Linked DNA regions of Homo sapiens: region 1 is linked to region 2. The links are chromatin loops, found by intact Hi-C in ENCODE. Cell type or tissue: heart right ventricle. All regions are shown on one strand. Each heading gives the region's core, and the rest is flanking DNA. Links, peaks and the distances in the headings are about the cores only. Region 1 overlaps FOCAD (focadhesin). Region 2 overlaps LOC105375988 (a long non-coding RNA gene).

Region 1 (8,000 bases), core at 1-8,000, 1.5 Mb before region 2:
CTCTACTAAAAATACAAAAAATTAGCCAGGCGTGGTGGTGCATGGCTGTAATCCCAGAAGCAGCAAATTAAGTAATATCCAGAAATGATAATAGCTGTAGAGTCATGGGATAATTGGTGACATTTTTCCTTCCAAACATTTTCATGAGGTTTATGAAAACAAACCTCATGAAACAAAAAAGGAATCAAACACACCAAAAACATATGCTATTGACAAATGTCCAGAAACCAATGCAATAGGATTCTTTTCTTACTTCCTCAAGGCTTTTTTTGGAAGACATGGGTGCTAGTTATGTCCATTTGCATGTAAAGTCATTACTTTTTTTAAAATAGGACAATAAAATAATATACATTTTATGGTACAATATAACACATACACATACATATAGGAGGACATTATGAAGGACATATTTATAATGGCTATCTCCAAGTGGTGACATGACAGAGGATTGTCTTATTTTCTTCTATATACACTTTTAACTTAGTATTATACAGATATACTGACTTCTGATAATATTTTTTAAAGAGTTGTACAGGTAAACTATTTCTAAATTAAAATACTCAAAAATCACACATAACCTTGGCAACCAACTCCATGATTTCATCAGAAAACAGGACAGCTTTCTCGTATTATTTATTCTACTCAGAGTTCACTAAGTCTGTTCCCTTGGCATATTTCCTTCTTAACAATTACCTCTCATGGTAATAGTTCAAAAATGACTGAAGGAGCATATGCCTACCTGTACTTCGTATCCAAGCCCAATACTTACACACGCAGATCACTGACCAATTAGCCCATATCAAGAAAGAAAGCCATTCATAATGACTATTACGTGGACTTAAATATACTTTGCTTAGTTAATACTTCTTACTGTGAATTTTTAAAGCCTAATAGGAAAATATAAGCTTAGAAAGTGTTAGCCACATTCCCCAGCAATATAATAACAAAAATAATGCTATTACATAGAAATATCTAATATTAGCATTAGAAAGAATCACTTTTATTAAGTACTTTAAATATGTTTCTAATGTATTATAAAAGAAGTGGATAAAATCTTGATGAGATATGAACAGCCTATGATCTTGAGAAAATCAGAAATCAGACAAAAGAATAAAAGTAGAAAAGAAGCAAAAAAGTAAAAGTCAAAAGTCAGAGGTTCTTCAGGGGGAAAAAATATCCATGTTAGGAGGAATTAGATGATGAGCAAAGATTTTAAGGCTAGCGTAGTCAAGAAATGTTCACAAGAACAGATAATAATGACGACAAAAGATTAAGGAACAATATATCTGATAGAGGAATTCCAGGGCTATGAGAGAAGAAAGAAGAATGTCACATGGTATAGCAAAAAAAAAAAAAAAGACCCAGTTATAGTCAAAACCATGAATTGAATTATTTAAAAACTGAGGGAATCTCATCTATTTAGTATCTTTTTAAAATGTGGGTCTGCATGAAAGAATGGATGCTATGAACATCTTATATGTTCTATCACATGAGTACTAAAGTCAGTATCCTAAGTGAGAAAGCCCTAAACATTAGAAAACAGATTAACAGATTCACTATCTCAAATTTGATTGGCTAAATTTGAGACCACCATGCCCAAACTCATCCTAGCACAAATGTGGATTGGGGATGGCCCATCACATTTCTTTCCTCTAGTGAGTTGCTGAAGTTAAAAGTAGCAAGCAGAGACAATGAAACCATGCCATCCCTAAACTTTTCTGCCTATGCTAAGCATTATTTTTATTTTCTAAAACCATTTATTCCTCAAAAGAGTTCACTAAAGTTGCCATCCTTCCTATCAGCAGTCCCACCGGGCTCTGATGAGTGACATCCAGACATTTAAACTCAAAAGCTGCTTCAGAAGGGAGTTATTAAAATTCAAATGAGCTGGGTATATTGAAGAAGAAAACACTCGTTTGCATGCACACCTCCGCATTTGGCCATCCCATTTAGCCCCACAGAGCAGGGTCTGGTTTTGTTTTTGTAAATGGGCTTTGGAGGCGGAGGTCAGCCTCCCACGGCCCCCACTCCTCTGGGGTCATCATTAGTAATGTGTAAGGCTGAATAGATTTTCCTCTGAATCTAGTCAGCAAACCTGACAAGACGACAGCCCTCTCCCACAACCTGAAAATGCCAAAAATCTGATTGGTAATATGGCATTCTTAATACTTCATTTATTTGTTTTAAAACAGCTTTCAGCAAGACTGCACATAACAACACTGATTCCAGTTCCACTTGATTTTTCAGCCTTATAGCAGAACATTTCCTGTTGTATGATGACTACAGAATCATAAAAATGTTACATTCAACCGAAGATTGAATAAGATTCAGAGAAAATTCATGTCTGCCAAGAAATATGGATCTGGGGAGCTAGACTAACATTTTATTCACTAGAAAAGAAAAAGAGTCTATCTTCTACTTGACCTTAAGAGTTTTTACTTTTATTTCTCATGAAAATATCTCACATCATTTTAAAATTTCATATCAATAAGCAACCTAACAAAAAATATAGCAGAAATATATATGTATTCCTAGCACTAGTTTGGCCATGAAAATTTTAGATTCTCATTTAGTAAGAATTTTCTCCTAATGAAGCCATCTCTACTATAATATTTATTTTAAGTAGACTTAATTTATGGTAACATAAACAATGAACTAACTGTACATTACGTGTAATATATGATCTGTTTATATATAAATATGTCATGTACAACAATGACATAACCATATGTCAATTTTTACTGAGGATAAGTAAATCATGCTAATTCAGGACCCTAGAATAATAGCACAAATTCTAGAACTCCAGAAATTAATGGAATTTGTCTCCAGGCTATGAAAATATTCAAAATCTGGAAGCTCCAGGGATTACTGTACCCAGTGGGAAATCAGACAACACAGATTTAACTTCCCTTCCAAAGGTAACATTTTACTTCCATGACCCTCACAAATCAAACTGCCACTTCCAGATTTTTTCCAGTTTTTTTGTTTATTTTTTTCCTTTCTAAAATTGGGATGGTCTTGCTATAATACAGGCACTGATTTTGCCCAGACTGACCTAACCAAGGAAGACTGACCTAGCCAAGGAAGAATAAAATTAGCAAACCCATCAATGAAAGAATATCACGGTAACGAAGCTGATTCCTGAGCCATGACATGTTCAGTTCTAATCCATTTTTTCCTCACAGCCCTGAAAACTATATGTGTATTATTAAGGAGCATTTATTCAATAAGTTACATGGCACTGTTCTGGCTCCAGTTAAAAACAAAAGGCACTCAATCTCTGTCTTCAAGTTGCTTGTACTTTAATGGGGGTGGCAGCAATACAGAATCACAAAGGCTCAAATGTGTGCAAGGAAAAGAACACAAACTAAAAATAGGAACTAGAGCCAGTGATTTCAACAACACAGAATGATTATAAAAGATGCAGGGAGAAGATCTACTTGCAAGACAGATCCCGGGATAGAAACTGCACCCAGGTGTATTTTCTCTTTCTAGATCACACTCACTTGAAATGGATAGGAAAAGTAATCTGTGCTTATACTTTGGAAAGGGCCAAATGGGAGATTAAGATTTTCACAGAGCCACCCATGGTCGGAGACAGTGATTCTAAGAAACCACACAATGTGTATATTTACGTACCAATTATTGTAGCTAGCTGCTGGTCATCTCTATTGCAAAGATGGTTTAGCAGACGAAAATATTCACCCCTTCAGATTTATATTGCTTGATTCTACAGAGGCATGCTTAGGGTACACAAATTTACTTATAACAACATGGAGATAGAATGATAAAATTCAAGAAATGTGCTCACTTGCCTTTTTTTCCTCCTGTAATGAAGAAGCCAATAGCTGCTCCAATAAAACTGCTTTCAGGCAAGTAGCTATAGTCAGTAGGAACTGTGGAGACAGAAAATGATCAAATTAACCAGTGAACTTGGCAGGACTAATGAAGGAAAGATAATGATCTCATGCTGCCATATCAACCTAGAGACAAAGTGGAGATGTTTATGCCATTAATCTCAGCACAACACTTTGTGGCTGCAACTAATTCTATTAGATTAAGTGACTGGCCTTGAAGTAATCACTTAAGCTATGTAAGCAAATCTAAAATGGTGGCAAAGTTAGAAAAGTCTGGAAAAAAAATTACGGAGGATGAACACTTGAGTGAAGTGGTTTAAAAAAAAAAACCCTTTCCACATTGTCACATCAATAAGCCCTAATCCAGTGACCTCCTCAGCGTTCAGCAACGAGTCTGCCGAGCTTCAACGCTGAGACCACTGTAGTAGGTGCCACTTCAGGACATGTGGAATCGAATATATGAACCATAGAAATTCAACAACTAGTACTAACAGCACCAATCCCTTACCTAAGGCAGAGACCTGTAAGTGACCAACATGTGCAAATAACCAGATGTGGTTGCTGAGCTGGAATGGTGAAGCAGTGACATTTATGCTAGTTGAATCCTGAGTTTCTCCTAAATTCTTTTCCTTCCAGTTTCCCATAATTGTTTCATGAGATGGTTTTTACTGCAATAAATGACTCAATTGGAAAATTCCATCAGGAACAAGTAGCTGTACTTTTCCAGATACACAATCATTTTGTTCAGAAGAACCTGGGTATAAGATGATTCACTAGTACCTGATTTGAGTATATGTAGGCCAGACCAAGTACCCCATAATATGGCAATTAAAAGCCTACATAAAAAAATAAAAGCCTGCCATAAATATCCTATCTTACCAGGACACTGTGAGATCCCTGCCCTTCAAAACTAGTATTACCCAGGGCTTCCGGTATGACTAAGTTTTCTTCTTTTTTCCATTTTAATATGGTAACTTTAGCTGTCTAAAGTTCACTACATTGCCAAGGCTGTGGACCAGTTGTCCTATTTCCATAGCTACAGAATGACTGAAAGAAAGGAAAATGGTAATTTCAGAGGCCCACATTTACGTTAATGCCATCTGTAGACTACTTGTCAGTGGGTAAGTAAAACTAAGTTTTAATAAGGAATCATTGGTACCTGAACCTCTCTGGCCTGGGTCCAAGATAGCCAGTGGGTCAAAATTCTATAAAGAGCAAGGAGCAGATGTATTAACGGTCATGCCTTCCCCAGAAAATCTCCAAGTACAAATGCACATTAAGCATGTCGGGACTGCAAATATCTTTTACTGCTTTTACCAAAAAGCTAGAAATAGAAAAGGCCTTGTCATATTAAGGCCTAGAATTTCAATTCCAAGGCTAAGAAGGTACACACCTTTAAATGTACTACCCCATTATTTTTTCAAAATCGGAGGCCAGAAAAACTCCAGCCATATATGAAGAGACTTTTAATGAAACATGAATACTATACAAACTACCATTACATCTAGTAAAATAAATCTGTTCCAAGCTTTAAGGACCTGGTTCCTAGTTTCTAGATTTGTCACCAAATTAACTCTGTATGTAACTCATGTAATCTTTCCGAGCCATGAGTTCTTCGTTTGTGAAATACAGGACACTGAATGTCTAAACTGTTCTCTAAGGGAGGCAGAGAGAAGGAGTAAAAAGAGTATGAGCTTTGGAGGCCAAAAGATCTGAGTTCAAACCACATGTCCATCACTTACTGTCACATGACCCTGGGTAAGTCAGGAAGCCTTTCCATACACCATTTCCCTCTGACGTAAAACAGAGATGGTAATACCCATTACTTAGGGTTGTTGTGAAGATTAATGCTCTTAACAAACTACAGAGCGCTGGGTCGGCAATCCCTCCCTTCCAGCTCCAGTATTTTATGACTTTAATCTTACCAGAGGCTCTACTTTGACTTGAGGATAGAGTAGATAGATGAAGATGTCCAAGAAGCCAGACTGCATTTGACTGGAGACCAATCACCCCAGAGACACTAATGACCTACAAATAAAAAGGTAACAGTTCAATGATGGGATAAGATCCAAGTTCCATTCAATAAAAGGTCACTCACAGAAAGTCACCAGTCATTTAGGAGGTGGTGGCTTGGCTGGCAACGAGCAGTCCTATGACAAGATGTAATATCATGTGTCTAGTACGCTATACCTGTGTCATATAGATACTCAACAACTGTCTGCTGAATGAATGAATGATTCAATCAATCATTTAATCATGGCAGAAAGTACTAGTGGTTTTCTCAGGTTTCACTGAGTGAGACTGGTCTCAAATAAATTTTCAAAAAAATTGCAAAAGAACAAAATCCAGAAAGTACAAAAGGGGTGACAGTTACTTAAGATGAAAATACCTCTAAAAATGGAAGGAGATACATTTTGTTCTCTTCTGTAAATTATGCTCTACTGCTGCTTTATCATTCATAAGGATTTTTAAAATAATAATTTTCATTTACAGATTTTTTCTCCCACATTATGGTAACTTAAATTTCAGTAGAATTATTTTTTGAGAATATTTCTATTCATACATGCAAAAAAGAGTTTTGTCTGTTCAGAGATTTTTGTTTGCTTTTAAAAGTCTGAATTACTAAAACTCCTTTATGTGATAGGTATTATCATCAGCCACATTTTACAAGAACGAAAACAAGTATGCTAAATGAAAAGAATAAAATATAAAGTTCTATATACACTAAGAATACCAACTATGCAAACAAAAGAATACTTGAAAAGAAGTATGATGAAATATCAATAACAGTTGCTTCAGGTTTGAAGGACCATCAGTGATATTTTTTTCAGCTTCTTTCATTACGTGCTTTCAAATTTTATGCAACAAACATAATCTTTTTTTTTTAAATCTTAAAACAAAAAAACATTTCTTAGGAGATTAATATGTCTATTCTTTAGTCAAGGATAACAATTAAAATGATATGCCCAAACACTTTTATCAGGGACATCTGAATTAGTGCCTCTTGACCTTTCTACCAAGATCTGCCATGCCCTTTGATCACCTTCTATTTTTCCTTATCTTTAGGGCCTGACATTCCTCGCAGAATCAGGCTTTAATTTTTAAGAAAAACCAATGCCAACTTAAGTTTACTAAAAAAAATGCCAGCTTTCTTTTTTTCCCAAAGGTAGTGCATGTTTGTCAGTTAACACAGGTCCACACATCACTCCCAAATGCCTCTTGAACTCAGCGGGAATAACCAGAGACTTTCCCATTTTCCAGGTAAAACATGTTGTATCATGTAATAGAAAAAAAGACAACAAAGGGGGATATGTTTTCCACCCAAGGATTTTAAATTCATTTTCTCACCTGAGTTAAGGTTCTAATGACTTCATTAAGTCTGCCTTGAAAATGAGAGGTCTGGATGGCTTCTGATTTCAGCTGAAAGAATAAGAAGAAATACCCATCCCACCCACCCCCATAAAAAAGTTAAGAGTTATATTCCCGGTGCATGAGCTATCCATCTTCTAAGTTATAAAACAGTTTATCATTATGTCCTTCTATTTCAAATACATAAGCTATGAACTCCTCAAAGGCAGGGCCCCATGCTTTATCTATCATTGATTTCCTGGTACCTGTTCACTGTGGCATGTAAGCAATCACTCAATCAACTTTTAATGCATAAAAACAGAGCTCCTTTAGAATTACTTATAAACTTACACATATATATGTCCACTGTGAAAATATTTTGAAGTTAAAGAACAACCACATAGACATATATCAGACATTAAGATGCAAAATGGAGTTTCTTGCAAATAACTTTTGAAATTTCTTATCCTTCAATCATCTTTTCTCAGGCAGGGAAATTTGTGGAGAGCACCTAAGTTGGCCAGGTTTAATCTCTAAAAACCAAATTAAATAAAGAACAAACCTCTATAGAAATAATCCTTGGTTAAGTGCAATTATTCATACAGCAAGGCATTAAAAAGTCTGGTGTAACTATTACCATGAGCATAAATCCTTCTGTTCTTAGCATACTAAAACACTGGGTATTCTTCTCCCGCTATGGCTATGTACATATTTAGATGTCTTCCCCTCCATGGTTCCTTTCTTTACCTGCATTACATCCCCTTCAGAGCCTACCAAGGCCACCATGCCATGAAG
Region 2 (16,302 bases), core at 3,952-11,951:
TAGTGTTGGGAAAACTGGCTAGCCATAAGCAGAAAACTGAAACTGGATCCCTTCCTTACACCTTATACAAAAATTAACTCAAGATGGATTAAAGACTTAAACATAAGACCTAAAACCATAAAAATCCTAGAAGAAAACCTAGGCAATACCATTCAAGACACAGGCATGGGCAAAGAATTCATGACTGAAACATCAAAGGCAATGGCAACAAAAGCCAAAATTGACAAATGAGATCTAATTAAACTCAAGAGCTTCTGCACAGCAAAAGAAACTACCATCAGAGTGAATGGGCAACCTACAGAATGGGAGAAAACTTTTGCAATCTATCCATCTGACAAAGGGCTAATATCCAGAATCTTCAAAGAACTTAAATTTACAAGAAAAAAACAACCCCATCAAAAAGTGGGTGAAGGATATGAACAAACACTTCTCAAAAGAAGACATTTATGCAGCCAACAAACATATGGGGGAAAAAAGCTCATCATCACTGGTCATTACAGAAATGCAAATCAAAACCACAATGAGATACAATCTCACGCCAGTTAGAATGGCAATCATTAAAAAGTCAGGAAACAACAGATGCTGGAGAGGATGTGGAGAAATAGGAACACTTTTACACTGTTGGTGGGAGTGTAAATTAGTTCAACCATTGTGGAAGACAGTATGGCAATTCCTCAAGGATCTAGAACTAGAAATACTATTTGACCCAGCAATCCCATTACTGGATATATACCCAAAGGATTATAAATCATTGTACTATAAAGACACACACACAGGTCTGTTTATTGTGGCACTGTTCACAATAGCAAAGACTTGGACCCAACCCAAATGTCCACCAACAATAGACTGGATTAAGAAAATGTGGCACATATATACCATGGAATACTATGCAGCCATAAAAAAGTATGAGTTCATGTCCTTTGCAGGGACATGGATGAAGCTGGAAACCATCATTCTCAGCAAACTGTCACAGGAACAGAAAACAAAGCACCACATGTTCTCATAAATGGGAGTTGAACAATGAGAACACATGGACACAGGGAGGAGACATCACACACTGGGGCCTGTCGGAGGGGTGGGGGGCTAGGGGAGGGATAGTATTAGGACAGATACCTAATGTAGATGTCAGGTTGATGGGTGCAGCAAACCACCATGGCACATATATACCTATGCAAAAAACCTGCACATTCTGCACATGTACCCTAGAACTTGAAGTATAATTTTAAAAAAAAGGAGCCTGTTTTAATAACGTTCTCTAGATTTTGGCCTCAACCAACGTCAAGCCAGCTGGTCTTCAGTATACTCGTGAAATATTTTTCTCCATCTTGAAGACTGTGGTTGTTTTGCTCGTCTTTGTTTTCCTCTGTACGCTGAGGGTTAACACGCAGGTGTCTGGAGCTCTCACACACAAAGTTCTCGTCTCACTACCCTTCCGGGTCATTGCCCAAGGTCTTGAGACTTACAACCACTTAAGTTGTTTCCATATAGTTTTATCATCTTATTTCCCAAATGGCTTTGTTCCCTGTTACTGATGTTGGTTTTATCTTCTTCAGGACACAAACCCTTCTCTGGACAGAGAGACAGACTTGAAATGCAAATTGAGCAGGTCTAATTGTTTTCTATCATCCTCAACTCACTTGGAAGCACCAAGTCCACTCTTCCTTATTTTTACTTTGTCTAGGTAGCCAAATTAACCTCTTGTATAGTCAGTCCTTAGCCTTTTAAAAGAAAGCATAACTCTTATTTATGGCTTTTAAATATTTCTTGAAGTTGGTGAGCAATAAATGACCTACAGAAGTACTTGGGAAACCTGATGTTAATAAAGAAGTTTTGATTAGCTTGTCAATTACTTGAATATAAAAAAATACTTCTAAATGGCTTAAAAACCCTTTTCAATTTTAATATCTTCAAAATTCCCATAGCAATTATTTATACTGACAGTTGGCTTACAAACATCTTTATCACGAATGGGTCTTTTTTAATACCACTTCCTGGTTGTCAGAAGTATCAAGTTACTGGGGTCCCCATGAATTGGGAAGTTAGGAAATAGACAGAAGTCTTGACACAAAGTGTACTATGATCAGAATCCAGACTGTTGGGAAGACTGACTTTCTGTGTCTCTCCTTATGCAACAATGTGAAAGTTATTCCATGACTCTGAATCACCAGTTTCTTGCCTATGTAATACTATTACTATATTACTACCCCCACAGGGCTGTTGGAAAGATTGAGTTATAACTCCATAAAGTGCCTGGCTTATAACAGGCTCTTAAAAGATGTTAGCTCCCTCCTCCCCACCTCATGTGACTTTGAACACTTATATAACCTCTCTAAGATTCAGAAAACCTCTAACATGAGTTCTTTGTTGGGTTATCTGAATACTTTCTAAGCTTAAAGATTACATATATCCTAATTGTCTTAGTACTCTAATAATACTACATCCATCAGAAAACCCATTGCTTCCTGGGATGCCACTGGTCTTCGTCCCCCCACCTACCCTAATCCAGCAATATACCAGGTGACCTGGGAATCTAATAGCCTGGCCTGGTTAATAAGCACATACCAAGAAGGACTTTATTTCAGTCTAAGTGGCAGGGTCATCCAGGACATTAAAAATTCTGAAGTGCACCAAAGACCTCGGAATTCCCACATCTTTTGGAGGCTGTGATGATGTATACCTACAAAAAACATACTGAAATACTGAACTACTGCCTGGTCAATTTTGCCTTTAGGGCCAACTAGAACATTAACCACACTCTGTATCTCTCTACAGGGACAGGCCTAAGATATTGCAAACCTGGAATTGATAAACACTTGGTAAATCTTGCCACTCATGATCCCTTACCCATGGGATCCCATCAGCAATGAAACACAGCACCACTTCCCACTATCCTTTCTCAGCAGAACATTCCAAGAAACTGCTACCAGCCTGTCACATTGGCATGCAAAGGAAAACCTAACTGCCATGTTCTAGTCTCTCCTGTCAGTGAGGATAATGAGAACTAAATAGGCCATTTTACTTTTCTGAGGTCACACTATGAAGCAACAGAACTGGATATTAGGGTCTGTTTTTTTCATTTTGCGAATGGTCTTTGCTGCAATAGTCAAAATGCACTGGAGGTGTTTTACATGTTAACAAGGGTGTTTTCACAGCGAGCCGTGATGCACATGGGTGTCAGGGTTGAGGATTTGCCACTCACAAGCCAGAGTATCTGAAGAACTGTGATAAAAAGCTTCTTGTTTAAAAGGCTTAGGTTAGGTCAGTAGTTAAGTTCTAGCCAGACAATGACTAATAGCAGGTTTTAATTAGTGAGAACTATGAGAAAAGAAGAGAAAGACTTTTGCTGCTGGAATTTAATAATGGAATTTCCAGTAAATAATAACAATCACCTCAAGGATCAAAAAACGTTATGCCCACATTTGATCACAAAATGGTCGGAATTTATGCACCTATCTCTGTCTGCTGGCAGAGGCTAATGACCCATGTCCTTGAAATGAATCAGGGCAGGGAAAGTTGTAAACATTCTAACTTCCCTGTTTCTTCCCAGGAGCTCACTCAAATGTGTAATCAATCTCAGTATCAGTTCCACTAGACTTCATGGGGGAAGAAAAAGAACACGTTTTTTGTGGGGAAAATAGTGCCATTCATTCTCATTGGTCTAATTCAGGGATGGTCTTCAAAAGAGCCTGAGAGATGGAAGGAAGACTGTGTCTGTGCGCAGCATCCTCAAATTCCCTGTCCATCTCTGGACTATTGCCTAGAATTTTGCCCTAGCACCTTATCTCTCCAGCTCAATGATTCTCAACCAACAGGCTGTACCTGAAGGGCACCTGAAACAATAGGAGGCTTTTTCAAACTACTTGTGTCAAACCCAGCCCCCACCACTTCCAGTTGCCCTCTCCAACCCCTCCAGTGTGTTCTTCCATGTGAGAGCCATAGACAGCCCTCCACTCAGGAAGTGGTCCATAACCCACAGCAGTGTTGGATGGAAAAAAATATTAAGAATCCGATTTAGCCTAACACCCTGATCTCTCTGGAAATTGTAACTGGCACAAGGAGTTCATCTCGAGTTTCTCCAAGTGATCGTGCAGAATGCCCTGTGTTCATTCACGCATTCAACAACAGGGATTCAACACGTGTGATGTGCCAGATACAGGGCTTAACACTGTGGCACCAGGGAACATAAGTCTCAGTCCCTGTTCTCAACCACTTCACTGTCCACAGAGGAAGACAAAATAGTGTTAGCTTGATGCAAAAGTAATTGCTGTTTTTGCCATTGAAAGTAAGGGCAAGACCAGGCCAAGCACGGTGGCTCACACCTGTAATCTCAGCATTTTGGGAGGCTGAGGCAGGTGGATTACCTGAGGTCAGGAGTTCTAAGTGGTGGATTTTTTAAATGTGATGTTTGGGAGAACAACATTGAGCATAGCTGAAAATGTAGGGACTCCTGGGAAGTGGAGAGATGTCAGCACCAGATTGCAGAGGACCTGTTCTAATCCAGGGAGTAGCATGGACCCTATCCTGCCACCAGATGTCATTCACCAGCTTGTGGCATGGTCACATTGGGACTTAAGAGAGCCTTCTGCACATACTGAAAAGAAATGGCTTGGATTTGCTTCCAAGTAATCTAGGTGTATGGAAGAAACCAGGTGGGCTGTAAGTTAATCGTTGAGGCTGGATGATGGCTACTCAGGAGTCGATTATGCTATTCTGTTTCTACATGATTGACATTTTCTATTATAAACAATTATCTTAAAACGGTAGTACAGAGAAAGCTCTCAGGAACTGTCACTCTCAACTGTTATCAACCATTTGCACCTCAGTGTGAAAGGAGGAAAGTTCTGATGGGAAAGAAAGACTTAGGGGATGCCTGGCGTGAGAGACCAGAGAAGTAGAACCCAGGAGGGAAAAGGCAGTCAACAGAGAGGCACAGGCATTCCAACACCAGTCAGCCTCCCTCCCTCCTGCCCGCTGCCACAGCGCCCCCACCAGTTGCTCTCCCACCTGGACACTTGTGGCTGATACAGGCTGCATGATACATGCTGCGTGGAGGGTAAACACACCTGATAGCAATAACATAAGCAGACCCTGAGGATGACCCTGTATGGCAGACACATCTGAATGTGTGTTTCAAGCTAAGGAATCCGGCATGGCCAACCTGGAGATTCATACCTTATCAGTGATGAACATCCGAGCCCCCCACCCATCCCATGGAATGCGGGCCATACAAGGGATTGAGGCCCTGAGTTTTGGGCTAAACAAAGGTTGCCAGGTGGAGGTCATTAAGGGGAGGGTGTTAGGTGAAAACGCTATTTAAACTGCACACTGTTTGCAAGCAGTTACGGTTTTCCTGCCCAGCCTGCTGCCACTGGACTGTTTGTAAGGTGGCTATCTTGTCCAGCACACCACCACTGGACTCTCTCCCCTGTATGTGAGCCCCTAATAAAACCCCCACATTGGCCGGGCATGGTGGCTCATGCCTGTAATCTCAGTACTTTGAGAGGCCAAGGCAGGAGGGATCACCGGAGGTCAGGAGTTCAAGACCAGCCTGGCCAGCATGGTAAAACCCTGTCTCTACTAAAAATACAAAAATTAGCTGGGTGTGGTGGCACGTGCCTGTAATCCCAGCTACTTGGGAGACTGAGGCAGGAGAATCGCTTGAACCCAGGAGGCGGAGGTTGCAGTGAGCCAAGACCACACCACTGCACTCCAGCCTGGGTGACAGAGAAAGACTCCATCTCCAAAAAAAACACCATGTCTCCTTTGCTGGCTCTGAGTCTCTTCTTCAGCCTCCTGAACCTAGTGCCTTCCCTATTGAGGTTAATAGGGGTTTGGCACAACACAAGGCCAGGCCACTTCTGCCCTGACCCCCTGGATTTGATCTAGTTTTTTTTCCTGGGGCCACTGCTGACTTCTTCCCCACAAAGGATGCCCAGGTGGCTGCAGGACTTCCTGAGCCCACTTTACCATCCTGATGACTTGAGTCTTTTCTGAACTGAGCCATTTTGTCTGGGGTCTTGGATCTAAGATGTGTCTAAGATCTTGTGCCATCTCCTTAAGGAGAAAGGGTTCACTCCGGGACAAGAGTAGGGTTACACTAGGAGGGTTCCAAACCAAATGAACTCCTGAGACCACTGCAGAGTGGCTCCTCAACCAGGAGGTTCAGAGAACTTCCTTCCCTGTGAGCCTCAGGAGAAGAAATTGTCAGGAGTTATCGCTCACTTGTGACAGAACAGGTGCTGTCTGACAGGAAGAAGATAAATTGAAACCCGTGTGTGCAACTGAGAGAGTATGAGTGAGTTCATGCAGGAAAGACAGCACTAGACCAGGAAAAATACTCCTCAGAAAATCCATTACATCCACAAGCATGTGGGCCAAGTCAAGGGGTGTCTATTGAAAGAAAGGAAACTGTTCTTGTTTTAAGGCAACATTAAATCCAAAGATCCTGGGCTGTTCAGACAGGGAGTTAAGGGGGACTCCTTCCTGCATCTCCATGTTGAATGGGGCAGAGGGAATGGGAATATGGTTACTGAGCTGCCAAAATAGAACCATCTTCCCTCCTCATCGGAACTTTGCCTGACAACCTTCTCCGCTCGGGTTCTTTACTCCGCTTTTTCTGTTGGGGTTGCGAAAGGGAGAATCATAATCTTCCTATCAGCTGCTTTGACATCTGCCGTAGTTTGGCAGGAACTAATCTAATGACGAGAGACTGACTCAGATTCTTTCTGGGAAGAGGCATTTTGGGGACAAGAAAGCAAAAGAGGATATGTGCGAGCAAAGCCCCAGAAGTCGGCAGCGAGAACAGGCTTCCCAGACAGCCACCTCCCACAGTCACTGGGCATTGCCAGGTGGCCAGGCTGTGGGGTGGGGGCAGTCCCCTCAGCCACGCTGAAAGCAGGTGGGCGTCCAGCCAACACCGCTGCTACACCCCAGGCCGCCTTCCTGAGCACCAGTTGCCGAGGCAACCGGGGTACTTTGCAAATATCTTTTTTAGATGTGACTTCCAGAAAAAAAGGGCAAGGTGACAAGAGGGATGGAAGGAACAGAGAGATACCAGGCTGACGCTTGACACTGAAAATGCAGCCAGAAGTTCTTGGTGCTGCTGCCCTCTACAGGCAAAATCGTAGATTACGACGCTCACCCACCAAAAATGCCCTGAAAATGAAATGTCTCACTTTCCCACCAAGTAGCCTGGGAGTAACAAAACAGGAGCAGGGATAGGGAAGGCCCAGGGGTCCAGCTACAGCCATGGTATCACCAGAAAGGGAAGAGACAATTTGAGAAACACTAGGTCAAAAGTCAAATGTTGCCAGTTCTGGAAATTGCTTGGTAATAATGTGATTGTACATACAAATGCAAAAGCAGGCACTGAAATCTACATGCTGCAGTTGGCTTGGAGACCGTCATCTATGCCATTCATGCACTGCCAGTTTTGTGGGGAACCTGGTGGTAAACCACTGGTAGACCACCTGCTTCTGGCTGGGAATTTTGTATGTAGCAGAGCAGCTCCCTCGCCGTCCTCTATTGTAAGTCAGCACTTCTTGATACAAGGGTTTGTAAAAAGAAAAAAAAAAATGAAGGAAACAAAGATAATCTATAATCCACAATCGGGGTGAATCTTTTCTATTTTGACAATGAAATCACAATTATAACAATGTTATAAGGAATTCTCATGCCCTCAAGAACGTGCTGGGTATCCTCTGTGTAAAGCAAGGATACAATTTAATCTTTGCTTATAAAAATGCTCCAGCTTCCATGACTCAGGTACACTGCAGACCGCCACCAGGAGTAGCAGCACCTGGGAATGCATACACAAATTCCCAGGCCCCACATCAGACCTGCAGACCCTGAAACTCTGGGGGTGGAGCCCAGAAATCCGTGCTTTGACAAGCCCTCCAGGTGATTCTGATGTCCACTAAAATTTGAGAACTAATGATTTATGTAACAATTATTCATTTGAAACTCCAAATATTACTCATTTCAACACACTCATTCATTTCAGGCAGTGACTGAGAGAAGAAATGAGTTGAGATAAAGGCAAGGTGTGCAGAAGAAGCAAAGCCTATCCCCTCCCTGCCTGGGCAGGTATCACAATCTTAGAATCTCAGGATATCACAAATTCCCCTCTCTACCATTGAGGGAAAGGTGATTCCCTCTGCTCCTGGCCAGACCTTCAAGCTCAAAATGAGCTTCTAGTAATACAGGTGATCTAGGGATTAAGAGAAATAGGTTGTTTGGCAGGAGGTGCAGGACAAAGGAGGTTATTGCCAATTGAGCACTGATGCCAGAACTCTCAGAAGGACCCTGTTATGCAAGTAGAAGTACCCCATTAACAGACGCAGGAACTGAGCCCTTAGGGAAGTCAAATGACTTGCCCAAAGTCATCTCACTACTTAGAAGAAATGAGATTAGGACTAAGGCCCATGTGACAAAGAAGACCATGTCTTTCTTCTAAATTCTACTGGGCCACTCTTAGCACTGTCTAAAAGAACTGTGATAGAAATGTCCTTTGTCTGTAGCCACTAGCCACTCGTGACTATTGAACACTTGAAATGTTGCAGGTGACCAGGTGCTGTGGCTCACACCTGTAATTCCAACAGTTTGGGAGACTGAGGTGAGAGAATTGCTTGAGGCCAGGGATTTGAGACCAGCCTGGGCAACACTGTGAAAACTTGAAACAAAAAAAAAAAAAAAAAATTGGCCAGGTGTGGTGTCTCATGCTTATAATCCCAGCACTTTGGGAGGCCAAGATGGGCGGATCTCTTGAGCTCAGTTGTTCAAGACCAGCCTGGGCAACATGGTGAAAACCTATCTCTACAAGATACCAAAAAAAAAAAAAATTACATTAGCTGGGCATGGTGGTGCATGCCCATAGTCCAACTACTGGAGAGGCTGAGGTGGGAGGATCGCTTGAGCCTGGGAGACGGAGGTTATAGTGAGCCGAAATCACAACACTGCACTCCAGACTGGTTGACAGAGTGACAGTGAGACCCTATCTAAAAAAAAAAAAAAAAAAAAAAAAAAAAATTTAAATTCACCAGGTATGGTGGTGCCTACCTGTAGTCCCGATTACTCAGGAGGCTGAGGCAGGAGGATCACCTGAGCATAGGAGTTTGAAGCTGCACTGAGCTATGATACCACTGTACTCCAGCCTGAGTGACAGAGCAAGATCCTGTCTCAAAAAAAAAACAAAAAACAAAAAAACCACACACACACAAAGGAGAAGAAAGGAATAAAGGAAGGTTGCAGATGTGGTGTAACTGAGAAACTAAATCTTTCATTTATTTTAAATTACTTTAAAGTAGTCACATGGGGTTAGTGACTATTCTATTGCAGAGTGGAGGATCATATAGTTTTGTGTAACAATGCCTCAAGAGTGGAAATCTTCACCCAAAATAATCCTCAGGGGGAAAAAAACACAAAAGAGCATTGACAGAGCTAGCAATTTGTCATCTTATTAATCTTTTCTTAATGGAAATGCTGACAGATTCTTAACAGTGTCTAAGAAAATGCAATTAATCCACAGACTCAGATTTAAAGAAGCCTGCCTTCCTGAATGTTGGCAGTTGGCAGAAGCCAGGGATGGCAGTGTGAGGTGCCCCATACCACAAGCTAATGGCCTGAAAGAGGACAGAGAAGGCAAATGGAACCCACTTCAGCAGCCATCTTTTACCCACTTGACAGACTTTAGAGACACCCTGTCTTGCTTCTCCTAATCGCTGTTCTGTATGTTGAGAGGACATATCAGACAGTTACACCATTGAAACTGACCCATAGCAATGAACGTAGTAGGAATAACTGATCTTGCATTACTTGGTGCTGGGCAGTGCAGTGCAGTCTCCCGAGATGGTAGTCTAGAGTGGCAAACCTGCCGAAGATGGAGAAGACAGATAATAGTGTATGTCATCTAGTGAATGTAGTTGGCATCTGTGCCTTGGCCATTCAGCACGCTCATAGACGGGAAACCCAGCCCAAGGAGCTGTTTAATAGATCTCAGAACAGGTGAAGGACCCCCGCCCCGCCAATTAAGGATCTATTGAATAAGACTGTCTCTTCTTATCAGTAAGCAGGTTCCACTCTGCAATTCCACTCCAAGCCTTATGAATTGCCTAAGATTCTGAGCCGTTTTCAATAGAATAAGCAAATCAGCAATAGCTGAGGTGGAAAAATGCCCTATCAGTGTGCTCTGCAAAAGCAAGGCCTTGGTCCAAACCTGGGGCCCGCAGAAAGGTGGTGGAGAAACAGATGGTGAGGATGAGGAGTGAAAGGACTGAGACAAGCCTCCAAAGCCACCAAGAGAATTGAGAGAAATTCTGAAAGTTGGGTATTAGGGCCTATGCAATGCAGGGCAACATAAGAGTTAAAGGAATTTTTTTGTCATCACTATAAGGATAAAATAATTAACAGCAGAGGAAAAAGGAAAATAAAAAGCAGCACAAAAACAGGGTTCTCTTTCCAGTCTGTGCTCTGCATGGTGCCTTTACACTCACCAAGCTACTTTCAGAGACAGAGCCTGTCACATACTTCACTGGTATCTACCAAAGTCCAGCACATTTCTGGGCACATAGTAGACCCTTAAAATTCTAATCAGTTTGAAGTTACTGTGCTACATGGTGACTTTTCTAAGCCAGTACTTCTCAAACTTTCATGTGCATATTAATCACCTGCATGGTTTGTTAAAATGATTTCAATTTTGAATCTCTTTTTTAAGAGACAGGATCTCGCTCCGTCACCCAGGTTGGAGTACAGCAGTGCAATCAGAGCTCACTGCAGCCTCAATCTCTTAGGCTCAAGCGATCCTCCCACCTCAGCTTCCCCAGCAGCTAAGACTACAGACATGCACCGCTGTATTAGTCCGTTTTCATACCGCTATGAAGAACTGCCCAAGACTGAGTAATTTATAAAGGAAAGAGGTTTAATTGACTCACTGTTCAGCGTGGCTGGGAAGGCCTCAGGAAACTTACAATCGTGGTGGAAGGCAAAGAGGAAAGCAAAGCACCCACCTTCACAAGGTGGCAGGAAGGAGAAACGCCAAGCAAAGGGGGAAGAGCCCCTTATAAAACCATCAGATCTTGTGAGCACTCACTCACTAGCACGAGAACAGCATGGGGGAAACTGCCTTCATGATTCAATTACCTCCACCTGCTCTCTCCCTTGACATGTGGGGATTATGGGGATTATAATTCAAGATGAGATTTAGGTGGGGACATAAAGCCTAACCATATCAACCACCATGCCTGGCTATTTTTTTTTAAGAGATGGGATCTTGAAATGTTGCCCAGGCTGGTCTCATTTTCCTGCCCTCAAGCAATCCTCCTACCTCAGCCTCCCAAAGTGCTGGAATTACAGGTGTGAGCCACCGCACCTGGCCTCTAAATCACTGTTTCAGTAGCTCTGGAATGAGGCTTGAAATTCTGCATTTCTAACACATTCCCAAGGGAGGCCAACAAGCTGGCCACGGACCACACTTTGAACAATGAGCCCTTATTTTTCTCTGCTGGTCACAAGCTAGCTTAGCTGGTTGAAAACCACACTAGGGCAATCAAGGACATCAGTTTGATCTCCATCAGGGGGATCCCTCTTGCTCCATGGTTGCAGGCTGAACCCACAGCTCCAGCCAGTTATCTTGGGTCTTGGATACACAGTCACACACACACACACACACACACACACACACACACAGTGGGGAAATACAATGGGAAGAGATCACCAGGCCTATCTGAAGGCTGGCATATTATACCTGGGCTGCCATGGGGCAGCCCCACCTAAGTAATAGCTATGTTCTCCAGTAGCCCTGACTCTGCCCTTCCCCTCCCCAATGTCCTCTTAACCCTATTCTCTGGACATTGATTTTAGAATTGCTTTTAGACAAATTCACTCAGAAGCAGGACTGCAAACAAGTCTCCTCTCTCATGCTGACTGGATGATCCAAAGTGGCTGCCTACAGAGCTATCTTGAAAAAGACTCTGAAACCAGATTCTGGCTCTGCTGGAATAGCTATCATCATGGATTAATGTTGTCTAGTGTGGGGGAAAGATGGGCAAAGTGGCAGCATAGCCAGCATGGGGCAGACTCTAAGCAGGTGTGAGGATTTTACAGGGAGGCTTATCTTGCCTCCTCTCAGATCCCAGAACAAGGGGAAGCTGGTGGGCAATCACAGGGTAATTCCTCTAGCACTCCTCGGAGCTCATTCAGCATGAAACTCTTCTGATGAGGGCACAAGTGCTTCTCTGTGTCCTGCTCACTGGCTCGGGCTGAAGAATCAGGCCCCAGGTCTCTTAACTTTCATCCAAGGCACTTCTGTCTGAAAGGGGCACTAAGAAGAAATGAACACTTTAATGTGACTAGTCAATGATTAGCCTTTGAGTTCATCCTTCTTCAGTGTACCATAGGAAAATACATTTTTCCTTGAGCTATAACAGTGGGAATATTCCAGAACTCTGCCTTTTTCACAACAGCAGTATCTGCGTTATTAAGAAACAGATGGGAGACTGGGTACTTCCTGCTTTGAAGTCTGAGGCACATGCCTATACTTCTATAAAGAACTCAAACCATTAAGTAATTACTTTTATGAAACTGCATTATCTGGAACTCTACCCTTGTAACCTATCCGCTGAACAGCCCTAAGTGCAGGATCCTCATATCACAGAAATGGGCCTCCTGCTGTTTGTTCCCTTCTGCAGAATTATTGGCTTCATCTACTCAGGGACATAAGTGAGGGCTGTGAGAAACAGAGTGAGGTATCTGGGTGTGCTTGCATGCCACCTCCAGATTCTGATGTCACCAACCTGCTGTTCATAATAGAGCTAAGTCCATACATAACCTGGTATGTAAAATTCAGAGCTCCAGTGGCACCCAGGCAGATAGCATGTAGGCATCAGATCCATGAAGAACTGCAAAAATAATATTAAAGATTTAAAAATATGTTTTTGTTGTTGTTTCTGAGACAGGGTCTGTCACCTAGGCTGGAGTGCAGTGGCATGATCATGGCTCATCGCAGCTGACGTCTCAGACTCAACCGATTCTCCCACCTCAGCCCACCAAGTAGCTGGAACCACAGGCATGCACGACCAAGCCTGGCTAATTCTTTTTTTATAGAGATGGGGTCTCCCTATGTCGCCCAGGCTGGTCTGAAACTCCTGGGCTCAAGGAATCCTTCCGCCTAGGCCTCCCAAAATGCTGGGATTACAGGCATGAGCTACCATGCCTGGACAAAAAAAATAATAATAATACAGTTGTAAGAAATTTCTTCACTGCATATTTGCTACTGTACTTAATGTTCATGAACTGTTAAAGTTGCTGTGTACAAAGATGGAATTCATGTAATAGAATTCCTCAATGTGACAATAGGCCTATACTATTATTTGCTGTGTGATGATTCATTTAATTCTCCTATGCTTATCTCTATTTGCACAGCTTATGAAATCCTTGCTCATTTATACATTAGGGCTTCACTTGGATGCAACCCATCGTCTGTATGTTAATATTTGTTACTAGGATTCTTTTCTCATTGGCCCGTAATAAAGTAGTACGTATCTCAAAAAAATATTCATAAAGCAAGAAGTAGAAAAGACAACTAATCTGGATCTTCTTGGAAGGGTTTAATAATGCATGGCTCTAGACTCCCAAACCTGCCCAAGAAGGAAGAGGTCTGGAGAGATCATACGCATGTGTCACATGTGTGCATATAGGCACAGTGGTCCATGGCTATGTTGAATTTTCTAACGTAGCTTCCAGGAGCCAGGCACAGTGGCTTGCATCTGTAATATCAGCTACTTGGGAGGCTGAGGCAGGAGGATTGCTTGATCTTGGAAGTTCAAGACTAGCCTGGGAAACATAGCCATCTCGAAAAAAAAAATTTTTTTGGCCGGGCACGGTGGCTCACACCTGTAATCCCAGCGCTTTGGGAGGCCGAGGCGGGTGGATCACCTGAGGTCAGGAGTTCAAGATCAGCCTGGCCAACATGGTGAAACCCCGTCTCTACTAAAAATTAAAAAATTAGCCAGGTGTGGTGGCGGATACCTGTAATCCCAGCTACTTGGGGTGCTGAGGCAGTAGAATCGCTTGAACCCAGGAGGCGGAGGTTGCAGTGAGCTGAGATCGTGCCACTGCACTCCAGCCTGGGTGACAAGAGCAAGACTCTGTCTGAAAAAAAATAAATAAATAAGAAGAAAAAGCTAGACAAACACTTGTTAACCAGAGACCCCTCTTGGAAAGAGCATACGCTCTGAGAACGGATCAGATCAAGGATTGAATATGATGTTGGACCTAGAAATTCCACTTCTAGTAATCTAATCTACAAGTATACAGAGAACATTAGAGGTTGTTCACTCTGGCATTGTTTGTCACAACAAAAACTGGAAACAACCTATGTGTCCACCAGTAGGGAAAGTAGTTGCATAAAACATGGTACCTTTATTCAGTCGACTGCTATATAGATATTTAAAGGAATGGAGTAATTCTGTTTGTGCTGCTATGGAAAGAGCTCTTAGCTATATTGTTAAGTGAAAATAGTGAGCTATAGCATCGTGGATATATTGGACCCCCATTTATGTATATGTACAAAATAATTGTATCAAAATACACACAAAACCCTTAATGGTGTTTACATGTGGAGAGTAGGACTTAGAATGTGTTTTCCTATCCCAAGAGTAAAAATGAGACTTTCTCATCCTCATTTTCCCTTTTGTGTACCATTTGAATTTTTCTCATGTGTATATGCTATTTTCATCATTGAAAAATAAAATCCTACTTCTGCCACTTAACAACTGTGGTTGATTGCAAAAGTAGACCCAATTCTCACCCCTATCTCTCCGTGCTCCCCTTTGCAATATGACTTTGCAGGTCTTTCCATCTAGTGGTGGAGTCTATTTCACCTACCCTTGCATCTGGGCAGGCCTCATGACTTGCTTTGGCCAACAGATTATGGTAGACGTGGTGCAGTGCCAGTTCCAAGCCTAGGCATCAGGAGGCCTTGCACCTGTCCACTCTTCCTCTTGGAATCCTACCAATCTGCCATGTGAACAAGCCCAGGCTAGCCTGTAGGAGCATGAGAGCAATCATGTGGCCAGTTGTGCCCTACTCCTAACAATCCAGCTGACAGCCAGACAATCTCTAAAACTGTGAGCTAAATAACTGGTTGTTGTTTTAAGCCACTAATTTGGGGACTGTTTGCAACACAGCAAGATCTAACTGGTCTTCCAACCATGTCATCTTGGGAAGCATCTCTTTCCTTTTTTGAAAGACGGGGCTAATTATCCACTACATTTTTTTTCAAAAGTTTAAGTGAGATAACATGTAACAATTCAAATAGTAGTTCCTTTCCCCTTCCCCAATGCCAATGATAGAATATGAATCTTGAAGGATGGATGCCCTCACCAAGCCAGAAGGAAGGCATCACCCTGTGCCTGCCTGAAAAGTTGATGACTTCACCCAGTGGCACAGGCCTGGGGTTGGAAGTGCCAGAATTACGGGTGGGTGGAATTGTGGGTGTGTACTGGGAACATTGAGTAAGATCTTCCTAGCCAGCCCCTACAGAAAGAGCTCTGAAGGTTCAGTAAGAGGACATGCAAATCTATACACTGGGGGCACCTCCTGACAGAGCTGGAGATGGAGAGAAAGGACTAGAACTTTCTCAGCAGGGCCACTCTGGAGGTCAGCTCAAAGCCAGGAAGGGGTGAGAAGATTCCTAATGGAAGTCTTTACTTCAGCAGAATTTGCCACAGCTGTGGCAGCCATCACAGCCCCTCACCCATTAGGTGGCTGCAGTGCAGAGCTGTTGGAGGTCTTTCTCCTCTGGAGATAGCAGAACAGTCTTCAGGGATTATCCATGGTCATAAAGTCATGTTATTCCCCCAAGGCTGCCAACCTCATGGGATTTCATGTGGTGGCCACAGGAGATCCAGCCTCCAGCTTCTCCGGCTGTTCCAAGTAATGGCTCTGAGCTGCCCTGCTCCTGTGAATGGTTCAAGAGGAAGGGTTCTCTCCCTTTGAGGGGCCCTGGGGAATAGCTCCACAGGATCCTGGAACACTAGAGCCTGGTAAGCAAGATAAAGGAAAGGAAGCCTGCCTGAGCATGAGCAGTCTTCCACCAGAGTGAGGCCTGACAGAAAACAGAAAGAGAGAGTTGCCCAGCCCTTCTACAGAAAGAAGACCCTGAGAACTAATCATGCACCCACTGCAGGATGCTCAAAGAATCTTGAGACTGATAGGACAGTGGCCAGCTCATTCATCTGAGAGGATGGGTGGAGACTGCCAGGCAGTGCTGGGCATCTGTCTTAGTTCATTTTCTGTTGCTAGAAC

What was found. Peaks named below come from ENCODE experiments on the same cell type or tissue, not always from the same donor. Only the 100,000 strongest peaks of a DNase experiment are listed, where the experiment ranks them.
Region 1: a loop joins it to region 2, with 9 times the contacts of the local background. A loop is called at or near these places in 7 of 110 quality-filtered maps.

The regions. Positions count from the first base shown.
Region 1 is chr9:20,948,881-20,956,880 of GRCh38, reverse strand. FOCAD (focadhesin) reads right to left here. Exons shown (of 44, transcript NM_001375567.1): 32 at 7,953-8,000; 33 at 7,206-7,277; 34 at 5,783-5,885; 35 at 3,816-3,896. Among named protein-coding and RNA genes, the nearest start is that of HACD4, 79 kb to the left of the region's middle. In heart right ventricle, for the core only: no CTCF peak of the experiment used is centred there; no DNase peak of the experiment used is centred there.
Region 2 is chr9:19,484,084-19,500,385 of GRCh38, reverse strand. LOC105375988 (a long non-coding RNA gene) reads right to left here. Exons shown (of 7, transcript XR_007061431.1): 4 at 12,824-12,893. Among named protein-coding and RNA genes, the nearest start is that of MAP1LC3BP1, 29 kb to the right of the region's middle. RefSeq lists an enhancer at 6,880-7,403. In heart right ventricle, for the core only: a CTCF peak has its summit at 7,119 (motif pointing left); a DNase peak (open chromatin) is centred at 6,975; H3K4me3 peaks cover 926 bases; H3K27ac peaks cover 3,144 bases; H3K27me3 peaks cover 349 bases.